Regions from separate parts of the Homo sapiens genome. Here region 1 is linked to region 2. The links are chromatin contacts, found by Hi-C or POLR2A ChIA-PET in ENCODE. All regions are on one chromosome and are shown on one strand. Each heading gives the region's core, a stretch centred on a gene start or an enhancer-like site at or near the end of the contact. The rest is flanking DNA. Distances are from core to core; before and after follow the strand shown.

Evidence for each region. A loop is a pair of places that touch in the nucleus more often than their neighbours do. ChIA-PET counts read pairs that join two places held with the same protein, here RNA polymerase II (POLR2A). Pooled maps may share reads with other maps.
Region 1: a loop to region 2 is called in a pooled map, with 4 times the contacts of the local background. The contact joins two enhancer-like sites. A Hi-C loop is called at or near these places in 1 of 168 maps with a recorded cell type or tissue (CD8-positive, alpha-beta T cell), 1 of 37 single-sample maps with no recorded cell type and 3 of 50 pooled maps. POLR2A ChIA-PET finds 5 or more read pairs at or near these places in 2 of 52 experiments (activated B cell and activated CD8-positive, alpha-beta memory T cell).

What each region holds. Positions count from the first base shown.
Region 1 is chr2:197,210,706-197,214,304 of GRCh38, forward strand. The region is part of intron 1 of ANKRD44 (ankyrin repeat domain 44); the gene reads right to left. Among named protein-coding and RNA genes, the nearest start is that of ANKRD44-AS1, 15 kb to the left of the region's middle. RefSeq lists an enhancer at 2,087-2,326. Within about 2 kb of position 2,091, at least 9 of the 41 ENCODE cell types and tissues checked have a DNase peak (open chromatin) inside an H3K27ac peak, as active enhancers do; they include CD8-positive, alpha-beta T cell, where a contact is called at or near this core.
Region 2 is chr2:196,158,707-196,162,311 of GRCh38, forward strand. All of the region lies in intron 2 of STK17B (serine/threonine kinase 17b), which reads right to left. Among named protein-coding and RNA genes, the nearest start is that of STK17B, 11 kb to the right of the region's middle. RefSeq lists an enhancer at 304-804. Within about 2 kb of position 1,570, at least 13 of the 41 ENCODE cell types and tissues checked have a DNase peak (open chromatin) inside an H3K27ac peak, as active enhancers do; they include CD8-positive, alpha-beta T cell, where a contact is called at or near this core.

The DNA.
Region 1 (3,599 bases), core at 841-3,340, 1.1 Mb after region 2:
GGTTGTGGACTGGAATGGCATGTGTCATCCTCCTTCGGCTCAGATATCATTCCTCCCTTATGGAGAGAGGCAGCTTCAAAGGGGGTCAGAAACAGAAACTGAGCACAGTGAATGAGAGGCTGGAGAGGCAAATGTCCTCCTGCCACCTTTGATGGGGCAGAGGCATCCATGTGGGGCAGGATGTGCTCTGTTTGGTGGTATTGGAGAGGGGGTGTCTAGAAGCTAGTCCTGTCCTGCTCCATCAGTGGGGTTTACCTGGGGATCACACACTCCCTCATAGTATGTAGACGCCACTGTGCACCTGCATGCCGAGAAAAGGCAGCGGGCCAGGAGGACCCCCTGCCTCTTCTCTAATCATATCCCACCCACCCCTATGCCATGACCTAGGCTGCAGCTGCTCTCTAAGGACTCCTTGGTCCTGCACCCTCAATATTCTGGGAGATCACAGGAGTTGCCCTTTGGGCAGATCCAAGGACACCCAGGAGCAGCATCACCAGCACACGTGGGCAGGGAAGGCATAGTTCCTGCCACAGAAGCAGTGACACAGGGAGCAGGATACCTCCAGGGTGAGAGACAACCCAGGGATGTTGTGGGGAAATGGGGAGCAGGAAGAGATGGCAAGTAACACACACTCAGTGTTTTCTGCATATCCCAGTGAATCCTCCAACTATCCCCATTCTGCAGAAAATTTCAATAACTTAGCCAAGGAGCCAGGATCAACCAGGTACTTCCACCAAAGTACCTGTAACAGAAGACAAGAGTGAACGTCTTTCCCTACATGTCTGCCTGAAAAATACGTTTTTAACTTAACATTCACATGAATTTTACAGTCTAGTGCTGCCTTAAGATATCCATGTTCATTTCAATGGAAAAATAATGTCTTTAGTTAACTAACTTAAAAAAATTAACCATCTGTGAAATCACGCTAATCCCATGAGTACATTTCTCAGGGGTACCACCTCGAGGGGCACAAGAATCTTGGGCCAAGTCAGGGCCACACCATCCTGCTGCCCCAGGCACCATGAGATGCTCCTTCTTTTCCCAACTTGGAGGTTCCAGGTGTTCATTAGGAGATGCAGCAGGTTATAAACCATAACTCAGAGAAGAGGAATAGTGGGGGGCAGCAAGCAGGAGACGACGCAGCACAAAGAAGCCCCAAGAAAGGTGATCGACAGATCCAGACCAACAGAGCCAAAGGAACACAAGCACCTCGGGACTCCAATCACTTTGCCCTCCTCAGGTTTGTGACCAACACTCCGGTGATGAAGGGCTAGTAATCAACAGTAAGCTCATGCACGGGAATTCCCTTCACTGAGCCTCTCTCTCTCTCTCAGTCTCTCTCTCTCTCACACACACACACACACACACACCCCACAGCACCACTTTGGGGGAAGGAGAGGAGATATTGCAGAGCTAGAGTTTTGGAACTGGAACAAGGAGGGACTTTCTGGTGGATCAAAGTATGCTAGAGATCAGGCAGTACTAGAGCCAAGAGTTTGCAACCAGGCAGATAGGGATCCAGTGGGAGCACACTGGCACCAAACACGAAAGTCATCTGGCCTCTGAAACTGGCTTTTATGAGCCAGTAAGTGTGTGAGCTTAGATCATGGATAATTTTCAAAGAAACCACTTGTATCACACAGTCCCTATTCGAGAACCCAAAATGCTTCTGCACTAAATATTTGAACCCCTATGTATTTAATGGTTATCTAGTCAGTCCATTGTTGCCTAGACAAAGGCAAATTCTCAGGAATCTACCAAGACCATAAGTTTTAGAAGGGCAGGGATTCGGTCACTGTGGTCACCACTATATCCCTAACTGCTAGCACATAGTAGGCCCTCAATAAATCTCTGCTCATGATTCATTCACATTCATTCAAAATAACACATTTGTTCACCCTGCCTCTTCCACTCTCCTTTTATAGGGAGTATTAACCAAAAAGGTTATTGCAGGCTCTCACAGAAGAACTTCTACATGAGTAAAAATTCTGCATCACAGCAACTGCAGTGGTGTCATGTCAGACATGTTTTTGCTCAAAAGAATTCAGTTAACACCCACAAGGAAGGGAGGTGGACACGTACACACACAAACACACACTTCAATCAGGAACTCGGTGATCACATGCCCACGGTGAGAGAGAAAAAAGGAAACACGACCCCACAGCTTCCTCTGCATCTCATTCCAGAAAGCTTTTCACAGTGTGAACATCTCACAGAGCTGACTGGGATTCTAGTGTTTAAAGAAACATATTTTTCATACAAGTTGGCCCCTAAATGCAAGCCAACTTCTTATCTGGTGCTCAAAGAAACAGCAATGCGGCTCCAACTCTGCAGGCCAAAGTGGCTGTGTTGGCCTCCACAAGGGATAGTATACAGGCCTCCATGGTGGCACCTTCCAAAGAGATTTTCAAGAGTAATTTTGACTCTACAAGACTTCTACCTCACACATATAGGGGCTTAGCCACCCAGCGAGCTATGACCCCTCTAACACAGTCTGGTATATCACCCAAACAAGGTTAGCCTGAAGGAAGGAGAAGTTCTCAAAGGAGAGCATTATACATCTTGTTACACAAGCGGTCTATAAAGTAAGTCTGTTTAATGTAGACAATGTTATTTTTGGCATATCATCTTCCAACCAGTTTTCTGGTTTTCAAAATAATATCTACGAGGTGATTACTCCAGAGAGCCCACTTGGAATTTTTCTGATTTTTTTTCTAATTTATTTCAGCACATGTTATTTCAAGATCTCTATGAAACATATTAAACACATTTAACCTTACCTAAAATAAAACCAACTCATTAGATGATATAAAAAACATCTCATTAGCAAAGCACTGATAAATATTTTCTCTCTTCCAGCTAAGCATTGCTCATTATACACTTGAGCACTGTGCAGTCTTATCATGCCACAATTATCAGCCTCATACGCTGAGCCTAAGCATAAAACTATTATTGAGCAAATAATGGAATTGGACCTGTACACTGCTAAGCTCCTGTAGACTGGCTCATACAATCTGGCCGATTTATATAGCCAGTTTGAACCAACTGCACGTTTTCATAAACAGGCAATTCTCACACTTTTAATGATCTGATTTATTAGACCTTCTAAGTAAACAAGCTTAGAACTCTTTCTCTTTTTAAAAAGGTACATACAGCAACTTTAAGATATTATATGTGTATGTATCTTGGCAATACTACAGCACCTTTAAGAGGGTATATGTATCTTTGGGAAGATAGACTGTTTTCTAAAGCATAGTCTAGGTTTCTCTAATGCTATGTGAATTTTAGAATCACTTTAAGGCAATCAAGTCACTTTGGAGACAAAGAAAGAATAAGATGAAGGTAGCAACTGAAAAGCAACCTCAGATAAGCTATAGCTATTTTCATATTCTTTACCCCCATAATTTTTGTGGGAAATTACTATAAGGAAATGATCAGAGATGAGCACAAAGATTTATGTTCAGGGTGTATATTAGGGTGTTGGTTATTATAGAAAAAAAACCAAAAGCTTCTTAATTGTCCAATCTCAGGGACATAATAAAATATGGCACATCAAAATGATGGGATATTATGCAGCTATTAAAAATGTCATTTCAAAT
Region 2 (3,605 bases), core at 320-2,819:
CTCCCTTTAAAATAGTTTTGTTGGGCCAGACGTGGTGGCTCATGCCTGTAATACCAGCACTTGGGGAGGCCAAGGCGGGCAGATCCAGAGGTCAGGAGATCAAGACCATCTTGACTAACACTATGAAATCCCGTCTCTACTAAAAATACAAAAAATTAGCCGGGCTTGGTGGCACATGCCTGTAATCCCAGCTACTCAGGAAGCTGAGGCAGGAGAATCACTTGAACTCGGCAGACGGAGGTTGCAGTGAGCTGAGACCACGTCACTGCACTCCAGCCTGGGGGACAGAGCAAGACTGTGTCTCAAAAAAAAAAAAAACAAAAAAACAGTTTTGTTAAAGAAGTGTAACTCACTTGCTTCTATCAATTCTTACTTAGATTTCGAAGCAAAAACTTGACTAAAACAGGAAGGAAATTTTGGGCTTTATAAAGAAATTCACTTGTAAAATTTAGGAAACAGAAACTAGTTAGCCAAGAAAACTGTGCATCTGAAAAAACAGTTTATAGTAGTGCTTGTGACAATTCAGTTCTGCAATAATTTTATTATTTATTTTATCTGTAAATAACACTTCTTATCTAATTGTTCCAGGTATTACCAAGAGGTTGTTTTTTTTTTTTTTTTGAGACAGGGTCTCGACTCTATCACCCAGGATGGAGTGCAGTGGCAGGATCTCAGCTCACCGCAGCCTCAACCTCCCAGGCTCAGAAGATTCTCTTACTTCAGCCTCCTGTGTAGCTGGGACCACAGGCACGCACCACCACTCCTGGCTAATTTTTTACATAATTTGTACAGACAGTGTCTCCCTATGTTGCCCAGGCTGGTTTCAAACTCCTGGGCTCAAACGATTCTCCTGCCTCAGCCTCCCAAAGTGTTGAAATTTTACAGGCATGAGCCACTGCACCAGCCCAAGAGGCTTTCTTAAACAAGTATAGTACTCATTAATCCAGGGCAAAGGTGACCAAATGATGTGGATAATGATTTATTTATTTGTCAACGTTCACCACTAAGTAAAAGCTCCATGAGGGCAGGGACCATATCTGTCCTAATTATTATGGTAATTATAAAATCTACAGTTTGTTAACACATAATAGGAACTGAAATATCTGTTGAATGAATGCCAGAAATATGTACCCACTATAATACCATATACTGTGCTATTCTGTATCCTGTACTTAAAGTGTTTGTATTTCTTAAAAGATTGAGATTCCAATAAAATTATATATATGTGTGCGTGTGTATTCATTTATATACTATGAAGGTAAACATTTTTACCATAATTATCAGATGACTTAGGAAAAAAACCAAATATTTGTTTTCCATTCTAAAATGCTATAGTTTAAAAGTATAAAAAATGATCTTTAAAATATGTTTCTATTCCAAATGTAATTGAAACATTTAAGAAAAGTTAAAGCATTTAAAAATAATCCTTAAGTTATACCCTAAAAAGGCAAGGCTAACTAGATTTCCCAGCAGCGAAAAGGTCTAGTAGTTACCCTTCTGCATTCCCCTTCTGCATTCTAGAATACACAATAAAATGTGAAAGGAGGCGGGAGGGTAAGCCACAAAGGAAGCTGACGTTTATTTCTGAATCTGCCTCACCCTTCTAACCACAAGAAGTCCTATGAAACCTTTGCCTCAGTTGGGGGAGGGGTAGAAAAAACTTACCCAACATGTTAAAAAACAGGAACAATTCAAGTTTTTTGAGAATAGTAAAAAATGAACTGTTAACTTTTACATAATTTCCTTTAATTTGCTAAAGGAAAATGAATTATTAAACACTAACACTCTGAAATAAAAAAGTTGATTCAGAAAGATAACTTTCAAAATGTGCAAACCTCAGAAGAAATGATTATGATTCTAATTTCCATTTCACAAAAGCATAGGATATTAAAATTGGTAACAATATTGAAAGAACTTTCAGTACATTCTTGGCAGATGAAAAGCCATGATTTCTAATTTATCAAGATCTAATAATTAAACATATCAATATTTACCATGTGACTCATTAGCCCATATCAATTCAAAAGAAAGATGTTACTTGGTCTCTTTCATAAAGATATTTTAAAATGGGAATTTAGCAATCAATCTAAATTTGCTTTAATCAAATTCTATCATGAGTTTTTGATCTAAAATTCTAAAAAGTATGCCTAATTCAACTTTATTTATGGTGGCACCTCATTTATAAAGCAATTTAGAATTACTAATATCATCCTCAAAGTTTAAATTATCCAAAGCCCTCAAAGCAAAAATACTTTATAGATTTTTTAGCTCCTATAATGTCCCCAATTTTGAAAAGTTAATTTAAAAAATGTAAGTAAATTTACTCATCAAATAGTAACTCAGAAAAATAGAAAAGAAAGTGACTTTTATTGTGTGTACTGTTCAAGACTTGCATAATATTCATTTCCCCATCGCTGAAGCATTCAAACTGAGGCTGGATAACAGTTTGTTCGGGAAATTATAGGAAAGATTGCTGCGCTGCATACAAACATTGTATTAGTAAGACCACGGACCACTGAAGTCTTTCCAATGCAGAGATTCTATGGTTCAATGTGAGATACAGGAAACTTAAAAAAAAGAAAAAGAAAAAAAGAAAAAAAAAACCTTTCTTCCTATTATAATGCAAAATGAAGTAATTAAGATTTAGAACAATTTCTTAAAAACATTTTAAAAGGTTCTAAAAACTCTATCTTTTAATACACCATTAAAACACCCAAATATTTTGCACATTAAATTAGTATGCCAGGAATTATGAAATGTGCTTTTGTATTTAATTCTTGGTCAGTGAGGTAGATATTATAATTCTTTTTTTTTTTTTTTTTTTTTTTTTGAGACAAAGTCTCACTGTGTTGCCCAAGCTGGAGTGCAGTGGCATGATATCGGCTCACTGCAACCTCCACCTGCCGGGTTCAAGTGATTCTTCTGCCTCAGCCTCCTGAGTAGCTGGGACTACAGGCACACGCCACCATGCCTGGCTAATTTTGTATTTTTAGTAGACACAGGGTTTCACTATGTTGGCAAGGGTGGTCTCGAACTCCTGACCTCGTGACCCACCCTCCTCGGCCTCCCAAAATGCTGGGATTACAGGCGTGAGTCACCACACCTGGCCAGATATTATAATTCTTATTTTGCAAAAGAAAGGCTGCATCCAACATCTGCAACGTGAAAAAGCCAGGACTTGCCTCTGCCCTTAAGGTAAAAGGCCACCAAGAATGAAATTACTTTTCATGATTCAGTCAACTTTTCTTCTCACATCGAGATTTTCAAAGACAAAAATCAATCACATTGTTTTGCTGCACATTTATCAACACAAATATGGACTTAGTAAACCATTTAACATACAACAAAACATTTACCTCCAGAACTAAAATCAAACTGAAAATACATGATGACTACCATCTTCCAACCCTTCATTAAGCACCTTTAATTTAAAGCTCAAAAGATGCTGAATATATAACTTAAATAACTTGGTATATCTTTTATAACTTTTCATATATTAAAATGGTAGTACAGAATGGTTTCATAATATCATGTCACTCCTTGGCCGTACAGAGTTTATACACTGGTTAAGAGAAAACAATTTGTAAAGGCTTTTTACTTATAAA